2 separate regions of the Mus musculus genome follow, and region 2 is linked to region 1. Evidence: chromatin loops called from intact Hi-C (ENCODE). Cell type or tissue: left cerebral cortex. All regions are shown on one strand. Links, peaks and the distances in the headings refer to the core of each region. The heading gives the core; the rest is flanking DNA.

Region 1 (7,442 bases), core at 1,936-5,935:
GGAGGGCAGATTTCTTCTAAGATTCCTTTAGCTTGTAGATGGCTACCATCTCCTCATGTCTTCATGTCATCTTCTTTTGTATGTGTGGATCCTAACTTCCTCTTCATATGAGGACAGCAGCCATTGTGGAATCAGGCCCATCCCAATGACACCACCCTAACTTAATTACCTCTATAAAGGCCCTATCTCAAAATTCAGCCACATTTTTAGGTGCTGGGGATTTGGAGTTACTCCTCAAACCCAGCTTCCTTGGTCTGTCTCTGACCTGTGAGTCTGAGATCTGGGTGTGCTGCACCTCTGAGCCCCCACCCAGAACTTCGACAGTTATGTTTATATGCACTTGAAACTTTCAGATGATAATGCCCAACTCCTTCTTTTCACAGCATTTTCTCTTAATGGCTGTCAAAACTTGTTGGCACTAATAATTTTGGTCACCAAATTATACTATTTTCCTGGTAAAATAAAAAACACAAGAGAATGATGTGAGCCTCTGGGACCAATATAGGAGACTATGTCCTAGAAGCAGAAATGGCCCTTCCTAAGTTCAACTTGTGAGGCTCTAGAGCCCAGGAGGTGTGCACTTGGAGGGGATACTGAGGAGGGAGAGCAGTGCCCCTGTCAGTCCAAGAACAGTAGGGTTTTGGAGGAGGAGGCCAAGCCCCAAGAATAGGCGTGCACTTCAGAAAGGGCTTTGTAATGGGGCAGGGAATGTTGCTGGACAGTGGCCTCAACTGGCTGCTAGTTACGGCTTTGGGAGAGTCATCCATCCTCTCTGGACTCCACTTCTCTATAAACGAGAGAGTTTGTGGGACCGTAGTGCCAAGCTCTGTGCCTGGACCACATCACAAACTCAAAGGCAGGAGACCCCAGCATGGGGAGATAGGAGTGAACTGTGGGAAATACTGGGAGATTCGGGCATCTCAGGGGGTACTGAAATAACGTTAGCCTGAAAGCCTATTCAGAAATATCTTCTATTGAATTCCCCCTAACATGCATCTACTTGCTTGTATACACGAGCATACCTATACAAAAGGATATACAGACGTGTGAATATAGCTTTTACACTTCCATGTATACAGGAGCACATATGTCCCCAGACTTTCCCTCTACTACTGATGCACACATGTGCACAAAGTGTGTGTATCCCTCCCCAGATGTGAGAATATACAAACACACACTTATACCAGCACAAAAATATGGGCTGCCAGTTCCAGTTCATAGTAGCTGCTTCCCGTCATAAAATAAAACTCTGGATTCATCACAGTGTCGTCCCCAGTCCCTGTTCTCGAGTCCTCCCGCCATATAGCTCAAATTAAATAAGAGGGGGAAGACCTAAGCCCAGAGCAGAGAGCCACACATAGAGATCGCAATCACCACACAATGTTGCTGGTTGCAAGGAATGGATGTTGAGCACTGAATGTTAAAAATTGTGTTGAATTAGATAAGAAAATCCCGTGTAGACTTTGTTAATGATTCATAATCAGCTAATAAGCTCATCTTGAGGAGAATAATGATCCACGGACCTGTTGGCTCGTTTATCACTGTGTTTTACAACATTGGCAAAGAAACTAATTAAATCCCCGCATCATTACAGAGAATCCCTTTTAATAGAGATACAATGATGCACTAGAGGCTACAGATTACACTGCAAATTGTACCAGGAGATTTTGGACAGCGGGTTTTAATTAACATGTGAGCCAGAAGCAGCTCGTTTAAATAATAACCGGGGCTGCAACCATCTGTAAAACCGAGCCAGCCAGTAGGAGGAGGTGGGGAACTGAGGCCCTGGGAGGCAAGGGGAGGGTTGGCTGGGAGCTGGGAAGTATTTCAAAGTTAGGGCTCCGGGGGCCAGGAAAGAAACTGAGGCAGGGATCAAACTATATATGGGGAGGTACAAACTGTAGCCACATCAGCTTTCAGAATCGGAGCAGTTGAAGGACCACATCTCTAGCTAGGGAATCTCAAGGCTGGGTCTTCATCCATTGTGACGGAAGGGTCAGGTGGTCTCCTGAGAAACCACTCCCTTCCCATTTAGCACAACAGCCTTCAGAGAAGCCATGCTATGAATGAGCACCTACTGTCTGGAGCAGGTTCTCTGTCTGATCGGTGGCTGGTTCAGCAAGTTGCTGAAACTTGTCTTAGGGCAGGCTGGGTAGGTGCCCTGACAGGGACCCACTGCTTTAGATTTTACTTTGGAGTAGGAGCACACTTAAGGGGCACAGCCTTGGACTCCAAGGTTCTTCTGAAGGCTGGCTTTCAGAGTGGAACGTCAGACTGTCAGCCAGAAGATATACAGAAAGCCAAGTGCACATGAAGGTAGATGGGCCAGGGACGGAGCAGGAAGCTGCTGGCCATGAGTGGCATTCGCCTCCTTGGAAATGCAGCCAATCCATGTCTCAGAGACAAAGACTCATCTCCATGCAGGACGTTCTCATGGAGGGAGTTCCTAAGGACGCAACATTGTCTGAGTCACACAGCAACTGCTTGGCCTTAGTTTGAGCTACTTGTCATTCATTTGTCTTGGCAGTCCCAAAGCCTGGGTGCTTATATGTTTCCTCTTCAGGACTCTTATTTTCCTTCGTCAGTGTTGGGATGGCCCATGGCTATGATCCAGAATCATTGCCTTCAAAGTAGCCTTTCTGACAGTTGTGGGGGAGATCAAGGCAGAAGGTGGGAAGGAGTTCTCCACGAGTTCATGTTCCTCTCTCAGAGAAAAGAAGCTGAAGGCTCCTTCCACTGTGCCTTGTATATTACTCTTTTATTTTTTTTAAAGATCAGCAGCAAAATGATTCATAAAACCTTGGAAACGGGTTTAGCGTAAAGCCTCAAAGAACAATAGCTCATTGTGCTCTGAGACTCCCACCTGATGTTCTGCCAAAGGCGTGACACAGGCTCCTTCTGAGGGAGCTGCACCCCGACAGTCACTCCCAGCTTGCACTATTCCTGGGCTTCCATGGCAACACCAGGAGCATCGGCTCACGCTTGCTCGGCTAGCCTCACTAGCTGGCACAGAACCCTGGGTCCAGGCCTCAGGACCATCCCCAGCCTGGGATGTTGTTGGTAGGTGGGACGTCACTCCTACCTAACACCATGCACACAGGTGCACCTACCTATACATGCTAAGTCCTTTATCTTTGCACCTCTTGAAGCTGAAGTTCTGCACCATCTGTACTGCCTACTCCTCTTAGCCCCATCTGGCTTGGCAGCCACCTGCCTGATGTCATTTTCTTCTGTCCTTGCATTCCGTCGTGTGGCAGAGGACATAAACAATCAGATTAGAAGTCAGAGGCCACAGAGTTCAATATCCTCTCTTTTGAGAGGATGAAGAGGCGTGTGTACAGAGGGGGGAGGGGCCCATCACTCTACACAGCAGTGTGGCTTGGGACGCAGAATTGGTTTTCTTTCTTCCAGGCATGTATCACTATCCTGCATAAAAGATGGTCTCTTGTCACCTGTTCGGTTGCACTTTGAAGTGGCTCAGTTGTTTCCCATGTGGTCTCTGCTTCCCATCGAGCCTCCTTGAGCAGCTCTCCCAACCCCAACAGGGTTGATGCTGGCACCTGCTTTCTGAGCTGTCAGAACCTCTGGCACTGCCTATGTAGTGAGTCATATTTGAGTGCTTCAGATCTGGGTGGGGGAATTGTTCAAGGTTAGCTGGTCTCCCTCACTCATTCTGATGGGGAGGAAAGGAAGGCCCTGGGAGGTGGAGAGGAGTGGCTGGAGGGATTTGATCAGTGGCCCAGCTCTTAGGAGAACAAAATGTTTGAAATCAGAAATAGCTTTGGTGAAAGAAATAGCTTTCGGTATTAAAAAGTTGGGATAGAGGTAGAACAGGTGTCTTCTGGGTAGACTGTGCCCAAGCCCTATGTGGAGACAGGGGGCGGCCATACTAGCTTTCTTTATTTGGGCACTTACAGATCATCGGTGCCTCTTATTTCTCCTAATGGTGCCCAGGAATGATCTGCATTTCTAATCAGCCCCATCTCCACCTTGCAGCACAAGCAGGAAGCTGATGATATCTTCGTCTGGAGTCAGTGAGATCTGGGTTCAAATCCCAGCTCTACCCCTATTTCAGCCTAGCAAGTCTACTAGGATGGGTGGTGTGTTGGAGATGGCTTGTAAAAACTGCTAATCACATTTTAAGAATTTGGTAAACCAGCCATTAAATAAGGCCATTGCTGAAGATGAACTTACATAAGATTATGATTACATAAACCTTGTTTCTGGTCAGCACTAAAGCAGCACGTGATGTTTCTAATCATTTTACTACTGATGGTATACAGCAGTGGTTCTCAACCTTCCTAGTGCTGAGACCCTCTTAATACAGTTCCTCATGCTGTGGTGACTGCCATAAAAACTATTTTTGTTCCTATTTCATAACTGTAACTTTGGTACTGTTATGAGTTGTAATATAAATCTTTGATGTGCAGGAGATCTGATAGGTGACCCCTGTGAAAAGGTCATTCAATCCCATAGGTTGAGGAACCCTGCTCTAGAGCTCTCCTCATCCTGATTGTATCGGTTTGGTTTGAATGGCAAGAATGCTATACAGCAGCGCGCTACCCACATACCCAAGAAGCCGGTGGCACAGAGATGGAACCTTGTCCTTTTGCCTTGACATCAGCTGAGGTGGAAGGCTTCAGATTGTAGGAAGCAGTAAACATTGCTTTGAGATGTGAGCATTATTTTCTTTAAACTTTTATTATGAGGATGATTGTGTATGTGTGTGTACGAGTCCGTAGACACACGTGTCACGGTGCACATGTGAGAGGCAGAGAATGACCCGGTGGAATCAATTCTCTCCTCTCCACCCTTGCACTGATTTCTGGGATAGATCTCAGGTAGCCAGGCTTGCCCGGCAGAAGCTGTTGCCCGTTGAGCCTTCTCGCTGGCCTGAGAATCGTCCTTTTTGAGAGTTGGCTGTTAAATACTTTGTCACTTGCTCTTAATAGTATGTATTTCCATTGGGAGGGAATTCTTGTTTGCAGAGGAGGAAACAGCCTTACGACAGGAAGTGGTATCTGCAACTCACGTGGCTGGCAGGATTGTGAGCCAGAAACGAATTTCACTGTGTCTTAGAATTCCAAATTTGGCCCTCTATTTTTTTCTTTTAATTTAAATTTTTACCTTTTGCAATGTGACTGCCCTGCTATCTCTCTTCAGGCTCTGGCGGGTCTTCAACAGAGCAACAAGGTGCAGGGGGCTTGGCTTGGCTGTAGAAAGGTGTCGGGGGAGGCAGAAGCTCTGTGAGGCAGGGCATGCTGTGGGAGGGATACCTGCCTGCCGGGGAAGAAAGGCAGGATTTAAAGCCCGGCTCTGCTGCAGCCACCTCTGCAAATGCTTGAGCAGCCGCCCACGGCCTTGGGTTTCTCCCTCCTTTTCCCTCTGTGGCAGGGATAACACCACCACTCACCGTTGGTTTGAAATGTAAATGAGTGAACCTTCCGTTCTCAAAGTACCCAGAGTGGAGCTGTACATAGCTTGGAGGAAAAAAAAAAGGCTCAGCTCCTTTCTGTCTTCCCCGTTCCTGCCTTCTTTTCCTCTTGATGAAGATTTTTCAATTGTCAGTCAGTCTGACCACATCGACGTGTCTGGAAATATTCCCCTCTAAAGGTAGCATCGTTCATTTCTGGGCCAACTGTCCGTCGAGTTTTTGCTCCCCATACTGGGAGAGCTTGGATCTTCCCTCTGGTTGGTGGGATCCAGGGTGTTGCACTGTGTTCCAGACCCTTGAGGTACTAAGGATCTCACTACCCAAGATGCCAGAGGCTTGAGAAATGAGCACCAGCTGTGCTGGTTTTTTTGTTTTTGTTTTTGGTTTTTTTTTTTTGTTTTTTTTTTTTGGTCTCTGGCTAAGATCACCTGAAGAGCAGCAGATGTGAGGCTTGGTGGGGTAGCATAATTAAGGCTGACCCCTGTTTGCCACAGAGAAGAGAAAAATCTGCTCTCTTAGGTGAAGATGGCCTTTGGGAATGAGGCAAGGGAAGACTCAACTCTGGGGCAGGGCAGTGCTGTTAGCTCTTGAGCTGAGTTGATCTTGAAATCCCAACAGCCTTTCTGTTCCATTCCTCCCAAAGGCCTTGCGTTCATCAACAGTGTCTTGTCCCCGCTTCCTTGTAGCCCTTCACCCATCTCTAGATTGACAACTTGAAGCCCCATGCATGGTCCATGTCTTATAACCCCTAAGCAGCTTCAGCCCTAGACCCGCAGCTCCCTGCTCATCTTGGATTCTGGGAAACTCACTTGGCTATTTCTTCTTGGGCAGAGCAGACAGCTCTGCCAACTGTGTTGACTGAGTGGTTACTGTGAGGCCCCAGCCAGGAACATCACAAATCCTTTTGTTCTGAGTGACGTCTCTGACAGTCCAAGTGGGACTGCTCTGACCTTCTCTGCTCTCCTCCAGGCACCGGAGACAAGTGTTATCTCTTGGTCTTCTCAGAGAACAAAATAAGGAGTGGCAGAGCCTTACTGTCCTCCAGTTCCGAGCCACAAACGCCAGGGCAGAATCTCTCTCTTGTTCTGAGGCCCAACCCTCTTCCTCTGTAATTCTCTTCTCACTGCACCCCTGATCCCGCTGGGACAGTACTCCATCAGTCACCTCCTTTTCTTTCATTTCCCATCTTTCCCTTTTGGCTGACATCTTTCTAGAAACTTCTGGATGTGTTCGGGCCCCCTGACCCCCTTGAGTGACTGCTCTATCCGTCTCCATCACTCACTTGTCACCGCTGCCGTTTCCTCACCGCCCACTCCTTCCTTAATCCTTGTGCAATCTGGCTCCCGCCCCCCACTTCTCTATGGAAACTGCTGTTCTCATTTCACTAGCAGCATCCTCACTGGATTGAATATGTTCACAGCTCATAGGAAGCACCAAGAGAGGGCAGACTTTCCTCCCGGCGCTGGGTGAGGTACCGAGGAAGGTCAAGGCTGATAGCAGATTCACTCACAGGGAGATTGGGTTTCAACCAGTTGGCCGCTGTGTCCTGTGCCCAGCGATCTTTGTGTAATTCCATTGGGTTGACAAGCAGATGTCCTCTCTCAGTAACACTCCAATTCCCCATTGCCATCCTACCAGTTTGCATTTCTTCAGGATTGCCATCCACATAACCACACCCATGACCACACTGTTCACAGGCTCCTCCTCCTTTTCACCAGCCCCTCCCAGGGAAGATCAATTGATCAGCGGAGCTGATCGATCAATGGCTGCTTGACCTACTGAAGAGAGTTCTACTGAAGAGAGACCTACTGAGGTGTTCCTCAGCCTCTGTCATATAGATTCTGATCAGAACCACTTAATAGGTCAGCAAGGATGAAGCCTTGGCATCAAAACAGGATTTGTTCAGCTGACTTTTAGGCAGTTGAAAAGCGCGTGCTTTCATTTTTTTCAAACAATATAGCACGATTTAAAACTATACCTATAAGTTGTCTTTCCCTACTACCGTACT
Region 2 (7,442 bases), core at 1,467-5,466, 190 kb after region 1:
GTTTGTAAGGAGTCAGGGGGGCAGCACAAGGACCCTGAGCCGCCATGTGCTCCGAATCAGGTTTGTAATTATGGTGGCCCAGCTTTTGCTCTGCATCTATGCAGACCTGAGCCCTTGGGAGGTGGCAGCAGAAAGGAACTTTAGTGTAATGTACAGAGAGGACCACAGAGGGACAATCCAGAGTCATGGTAGCTTTCCTAGGGCTCAGGACAAGTCAAATGCAGATGGCAGCACTACGTAGGGGCTATGGGACTGTGCATGTGTGACTATGCCCTTCATTTTCTCAGGATACCTTCCACACAAGTGTGAGAGGAGCTGGGGACAATTCAAAGTCAGCGACAGGAACCTGCACCTACGGTGATAAGCAAACTAGCAGCACTCACACTTTGCTCATTAATAAATTAACTAGTTAATTAATTAAGTGATATTTTACTGATTACCTGGCTTGATGATTAATTTTATGTCTCAGCCAGTCTGAGGCACGGAGTGTCTAGACATTGGTCAGATCTTCAGGGTGCGCCTGTGAGGGTGAGATTTAACATGTCTACTGACCGAGTTGGCCCCCCTAATGCAGGCAGGACTGCTACTAGAAGCTGTGGTTACAAAGAAACTGCCAACAAAACCGGCTTGATCTCTTCTCCTGCCCTCAGACTGGCTCTCATACCAGGCTCTCATATCTGGCCTTTGTCCTTGGACTAGAGGGACATCACCAAACACTTCCAGGTCTCCCGCTCACCAGTGCTAATCCTGGGTCTTCTGGGTATATGTGATTATAATTAGTATCTCTCTGTCTCTGTGTTCCTGCCTCTCTGTCCAGCCCGGGCCCTGGGTGGAGAGATGACTCAGCAGTTCAGAGGACACACTGCTCTTCCCAAGGACCCGAGTTTGAATCCCAGTACCTACACCAGGCAGTTCACAAGCACCTGTAACTCCAATTCCAAGGGGAACCAACACCTCTGGTTTCTGTGGATACCCGCACTCACATCCACGGACACACACACATACTCATGCATAATTAAAGATATCAAAAACAAACACCCTCCTCTTTTCCTCTAAATCTCTTTTTGTTTTGTTTTGCGCATGGCCGGCTGGGAACTCACTATGTAAAGCCGGGCTGGCCTTAAACTTAGGCTTCACCTGCTTCAGCCTCTTAAGTGCTGTTATTACAAGCATGGATCACTACGCCCACCTTTGCAGTGGGTCTTTCGGTACCCACACACTGTTGAGTGTACCTCACTAATCTCTGGCTATCCCTGACAACGCACCAGCTCTGTGCCAGGCTAGCCTAGGCTAAAAGGGCGCCAGCAGCAGCCCCTTTGCAGCTGAGAGCAGAGAAGAAAGAGATGAGAGGATGCCTATGCTCAAGTGGCTGAAGTTGCTGAATTCATGAGGTTTCTAGAGATAACTCGAGCTGTGGGGGTGATCAAGAGAGTGTGTGTGGGGGGGTCCTAAAATAAAAGGCAAATGCCAGAGGCAATAAAGGATATGTTAATTAAGCCTAATGATATTACATTTAAAGGTCCATGGGACTATAGGCTGGAGAAGTGTGTGTGTATCTGTGTGTCTGTGTGTGTATGTATGTGTACAGTTACACATATGTATATATGTATGTATGTATGTATGTATGTATGTGTCTACAGATTATAACTAAATCAAGATAGTCAAATGCCAGACCCTTTGTAACAAACCCTACCACTTTACACTATTCTCAAGGAGGATGAGGACAAATGCTTAGATTTTTTCACTGAGGGTAGAAAATCATGTCGACATGCAATGTTTGTACATGTATGTCATCTGGGCTCAAACCGTGTATTGGGTACAGTTACCCAAACACAGACACCCTGAAGTTTCTTAGATTTCTTTGGAAATCAGGTCTTGCTCAGAGCAGTCCTGAGTTCTAGGCCTGATGAATCTTGGCATTGAGGTGGCTCAATTAGACAGAGCCCATTGGGGGAGGAAGCTGTGCTCCCAGCGCAATACACCTCTGCTGAGGAGACCAGAGCAAGCCTCTATCGAGGTGGGTGTTGGTTTTTGTTTGGTAAAGGGCATGTTGTTCTAGTGGTTCTCATCTAGTAGACCAGGACTCCCGTTCAAGCCAGCATGAGCAGATTAGCCCCAGGGCCTGCTGGGAAGGCAAGTGACCTGGTTCCAGACAACTAAGATTGTTGTCTCTGTTCTTCACAAACCTCTGAGGTTCTGTGGTCAACATTTCTCACGTCCCCTGCCTGCTACCCTAGCCCAGCTTCCTGGGCCAACTATATGGGCTCTACCTATCTTGTAAACACTGACTACGGGACTTATCCTAGACCAGGGATTGTGGCTAACAGGAGGAATCCAGGCATGAACAAGACACGGAATTTTACACCAAGCCCTGGAAGCCAGCTAGCTTTGTTTTAATCCCAGAAAAGTAAGAGGACAGAGGACTGGGACCTGGAACACTAATCTTTCCTCGTTTCATCCGTCATTTCCCAAAGCTGGATTTTTGGAGCATTAATTCCACCCATTTCCTTCCCTTCCATGAGTAAGTTTGGAACAAACCAAGAGAAAACTTAGAACACAGATGCACACACACACACACACACACACACACACACACCCTTACATCTACACCTACCCAGACTAAAGAATCCATCTTAACCTTAATGGCTTAGTTGCTTTTCAAGTACAAAGAGATTTTACAGACAATTTCTTAGATATTAAAGGACAGAGAGAGAAGAGAGAAAAATAAAAGGAAAGATCTTGCATCTTGTTCAGAATGAATTAAAATTAAGTTAGGAGTCAAGCTTTCTCTCCCGCTGAGATATGAGTATGGGCTCTTTCTTTCCTTTCTGCCGTTTCATGTGCACTCAATACTCGATAGCCAGCGTGGAGGCCTGGATGCTGTTTGCTACTCTCAGGTTCTCCTTCCAGGCACAGACCGCATTGCACAGAGATGGTGTGTCTCAAGGCAGCCAGCTCTGGTCAATGAGTTGTCAACAGAGATGACACGTATTGCTTCTGGACCAGAACATTTAACTGTTTGGTGTTTAGCCGTCACTGCAGTGCTCCCAAGCTCCCTGTTGTGTGGTGACTGACAGTGTTCAAGGTGGTGGGTGCTACTCCCACCCCCACCCCCACCCCCATCCCCATCAGAGCACACAGGGGCACAGAGCACAGCCTCTTTCTGACTCCTCATATATAGGTGGGAAGCAACCTTTACCATCACAAGACATTAAAATTTGAAAGCTCCTTGCTCCTGCAGCTTCATGGGTTTATTTTGTCTTCTCTATCCATAATAAATGGGAAAAAAGAGGATGCATTTAAATGAATTTTCCCTGATGTTTCCAAGGGCATCCAAGTTGACCATAGATGACACCAGTTCGTGGCAGACCCCAAATGTCTCAGCTCTGCCGCATTCATGTTCACAGGCGGGTTTAAAGAGGAGACCATGCCTCGTTCGGAGAGATTCGGTCTCGCCTTTGCATTAAACATCAGGCTGCTTCCTCTACCGCATGGCAGGTTTTCATCTCCTCTGAATAATTTTTTAGCAACTTGAGAAACTGCAATCCAAACATATAGTATTTTTGGCTGGAAATTAAAACACGTCACTTTTAAAACATAAGCAGCATGCCCTGAATGTTTATGGTAAAAAGCTCACTCCTGGCCAGACTGCAAAGCTCGCATTACCGAGAGGCAAACCCTGGAGCGTGCTGGCAGTTTGCGTCCCAGTTCGTCCTTCCCACACAGTACGGTGACTGTGAATCATGTCTCCTCTGGCACATGAACTTCCAGGCTCTATGACTCCTTCCATATCAAAGAGAGACTGTCTAGAATTTCCCCCTTGCTGTCAGGAGAAGCCTATGGAAGTGGAAAGACAGGTTTCTGTCCACCGCACCACTTTTTTGATGAGCCAGGGATATCCGTCCTGAAGATGTGACTCAGTTGACAGGGCACTGAAGAGGCAGCATTCAGAAGGCCCTGGGTTCAGTCTCCACCACAGCATAACCTAGACATGGATGTGCATGCTTGTGATCCCTACAGTCAGGATGTGGAGGCAGGAGGGTCAGACATGCACAGTCAGGCTGGATTTATGAGGAGTTTGAGGCCAGGCTGGGCTATGTGATTCTGGGTCTCTAGAACGAAACAAGTGGAATTTCCAAAGATACTACCCAGAAGGCACAGACTACCCTCAACAAAGGTGAACATCAATGATGATGATGATGACGATGACGACAATGATGACAATAACAATGATGGTCTTGGTGTCATTGACATGAGTGACACACACCCAGGGTAGCTGCCACAAAAGACTATGGCCTTGGCCAGCACACATTTCCAATCAAACCAAGACTATTCAGAATGTAACAGGGAACTGTGGGAAGTGGTGATTCCTACCAGAGTTAGCTCACTAGGAAAATACAATTTCAAGGCATTGCCTCTTTATGTGACTTCTTAAAATGTTGCTGGGTGACAAAGCCAGGATTCTCTTATCAAAATGAAATCTGTAGAATACAATTTTCTGCTCAAACAATGTGGTTTATACAAAGCGCCACCCTTGCGTGTCAGATGAGGGAATATAAAACTCTTCTATAATGGATATATTGTTTGCACACAAAAAACCTTGTGAATCTATGTTTCATGCCAGGCCTCATTTGCCATCTTCGGGAAAAGGGGGAAAACTCTCTTGTCTCCCTTTGTTTTTAACAAAAATGTCAGAAGACTATGTGTACCTCTTTATTGGGTAGGACTCCAACCAAGACACTGCAGAGAAGACTCAAACACTAGTCAACGCCGATCCTTCTCACTGGCTTAAGATGACCCAACACTTCCCTCCGTGGTGAGTTCTGAGCTACAGAAATGTACTGTGTGCTTGCTAAGGACTCTGCACTGTTATAGCACCAGGAGAGTCCAGGCGTGGGTGGGTGGGTGGATCTCGGACTTGCTCCTGATGGTCTTACCATCTAACACTTTGAGGAAAAGGCAGGACTGTGGAGGCAAAGAAACTCTGTTGTTACAAGACAGCTAAGGAGCCAACTGGCTTTCATCGTCTCTTTGCAGTATGCCTACTGTGTGCCAGACCCAGTGCTATACATGGAGGAGGGAGAAGCAGGCCGGAACATGTCCTGCCCTCAGGGATGCCAAGGAATCTGAGAACTCAATGGAATGAAAGAGAGCATCTAACTGGGAGCAGGAGAGTTTTTAAGGAAATGGCTCAGTCCTTATGGTTCTGACTACACAGACATAAGGACCGATGCTCAGGTCCCCAGCACCCGTGTAGTACTGTGCACCTATAATCCCAGCACTGGGGAGGTGGAGGCAGGAGAATCCCTGGGACTTGCTGGCAGCAGAATCAGTGAGCTCTAGGTCCAGTGAAAGACCCTGCCTCAGAAAACAAGTTTAACAAAGATTATGAAAAATACCCAGGATTGGGGAGATGGCTCAGAGGTTAAGAGTATTGACTGCTCTTTCAGAGGTCCTGAGTTCAAATCCCAGCAACCACATGGTGGCTCACAACCATCTGTAATGGGATCTGATGCCCTCCTCTGGTGTGTTTGAAGACAGCAACAGTGTACTCATGTAAATAAAATAAATAAATCTTTTTAAAATTATTTACATGTATGAGTCTTTGTCTACATTTAGGGGCTGGTGAGATGGCTCAGTGGTTAAGAGCACCGACTGCTTTTCCAAAGGTCCTGAGTTCAAATCCCAGCAACCACATGATGGCTCACAACCATCTGTAATGGGATTTGATGCCCTCCTCTGGTGTGTTTGAAGACAGCAACAGTGTACTTATATACATACATACATACATACATACATACATACATACATACATACATACATACATACATACAAAGGAAGGAAGGAAGAAGGGAAGGAGGGAGAAAGGAAGGAAGAAACAAAAGATACCCAATGTTGGTCAAGGATTCTGTTATATCATCAAGAAGAGTTAGCCATAAGGACAGTACTCTGAGATGGTGTGGAAAGGGTTGGTCATCCCTCTCCCTGTCCAGACTCTGCCTCTGGGAAGAACTCATGAAGAACTAACAGTTGACGGATTCCAACCTGGTTAATGACAAGATGAATCTTAGTGGTGAAGAATGAGTGTGTCCTGTATCTGAGGCTTAACGAGTTTCAAGAGTTCCAGTGACTTGTCATACAGCATGAAGCATGATGATGAGAGCCGGGGGACAGGCTGGGACTGGATTCAGGAAGAGTCCCTCGAGGTTCTTGCAGAGCATCTGGAGTTTGTGCTTGTGCCATGGGAGGGCTGTGAGCCGAGAAGTGGACACAACTGTGTAAAGACTTCCTCCAGCTACTGGGTAGAGAATAGGCCTTGGAAATACAAGGCAGGAAGCAGTGATATGATCTAAGGAGCTGCTACTGTGGCCTAGGACAAGACGGTGACAACCGGGGAGCACCTACGACACAGTTGAGGAGGAGAATACGTCTGGGTATAATGTGTGTCGGCCATTAAATACGCTCATTGGTGTGGGAATGGAAAGCAAAGAAGAATCCAGACTATCCCATGGCTTTGCAGGGTGAGCACACCGATGTGGTTACTGACTGAGAAATAGTGACCGTGTATATGTGAATACTCGGGGCAGCACAGGGCAGGGTATGCTTTGCTAGAGATCAAGTTTTGCTTTGAGCATCGAAGCCTTCAGATGTCTACAAAGCCCTCAAGAAGAAACTGAAGTGGAGCAGGTACGTGTGCCGGTAAGAGCACAGAATAGGGCTAGAGAGCATGTTTTGACATCATTAGCATATAGATGCTATTCCAGAGCAAGGCCTGCACTGAGGTTACCTAAGGAAAGAGCCACAGTGGAAGAAGTCCAAACACTGATCCTCAAGGGGTTCTGTGGATCAAGGATCCACAGCCCTATAGATCAAGGGCAGTCTTCAGTCTTGACTTCGGCCTTGGCCCTTACAGGCCGCACGCCCGGCAGGATAAACTGCGGGGAAGAACTGAACCTCCAAGACCATTTTGAAACTAATTTGAATACTGTATGTACATAATTAAAAACAGTTGGCCCCAAAGATTAATAACTCCTTCTACATCTTCCTTTGACAGGCGCTGTGATTTGCCGGGTGGGGCGGGCGGGGCGGGTTCGTTCTGAGTTGTTTAACACCTTCACGTTGCTTTAAGCAAAGTGTGGGGCGGCGACAGAAAATGCCACATTGCAGATGCCTGACTCAGGGACGGGACTCTGACTTCACGCCTCCGATCGAGGCAGAGACTCACTTCTGACGGAGGAAAAGTATTATAAAAATATATATGTAACACATATTCTATTCCTGATTTAGGTCTATAATCTTATGAGCCAGACTGTAATGAATAAAGTTATAATTAGCTGTAGATGAAGAACACGCAGCCGTGTTTTCTAGGGTGCACTTTAGGGCTCCGGTCCAATCTGCACATTTACAAGCTGTGCTATTCTCATCGACTTCCACAGACTCCA

Evidence for each region. Peaks named below come from ENCODE experiments on the same cell type or tissue, not always from the same donor. Only the 100,000 strongest peaks of a DNase experiment are listed, where the experiment ranks them.
Region 2: it touches region 1 in a loop (5-fold over the local background); 2 of 42 quality-filtered maps call a loop at or near these places.

Annotation. Positions count from the first base shown.
Region 1 is chr4:124,396,474-124,403,915 of GRCm38, reverse strand. No RefSeq gene overlaps it. Among named protein-coding and RNA genes, the nearest start is that of Gm52719, 47 kb to the right of the region's middle. In left cerebral cortex, for the core only: no CTCF peak of the experiment used is centred there; DNase peaks (open chromatin) are centred at 2,994, 3,537, 5,077, 5,369 and 1 more place; H3K27ac peaks cover 1,520 bases.
Region 2 is chr4:124,206,514-124,213,955 of GRCm38, reverse strand. No RefSeq gene overlaps it. Among named protein-coding and RNA genes, the nearest start is that of Gm40242, 62 kb to the left of the region's middle. In left cerebral cortex, for the core only: no CTCF peak of the experiment used is centred there; a DNase peak (open chromatin) is centred at 3,641.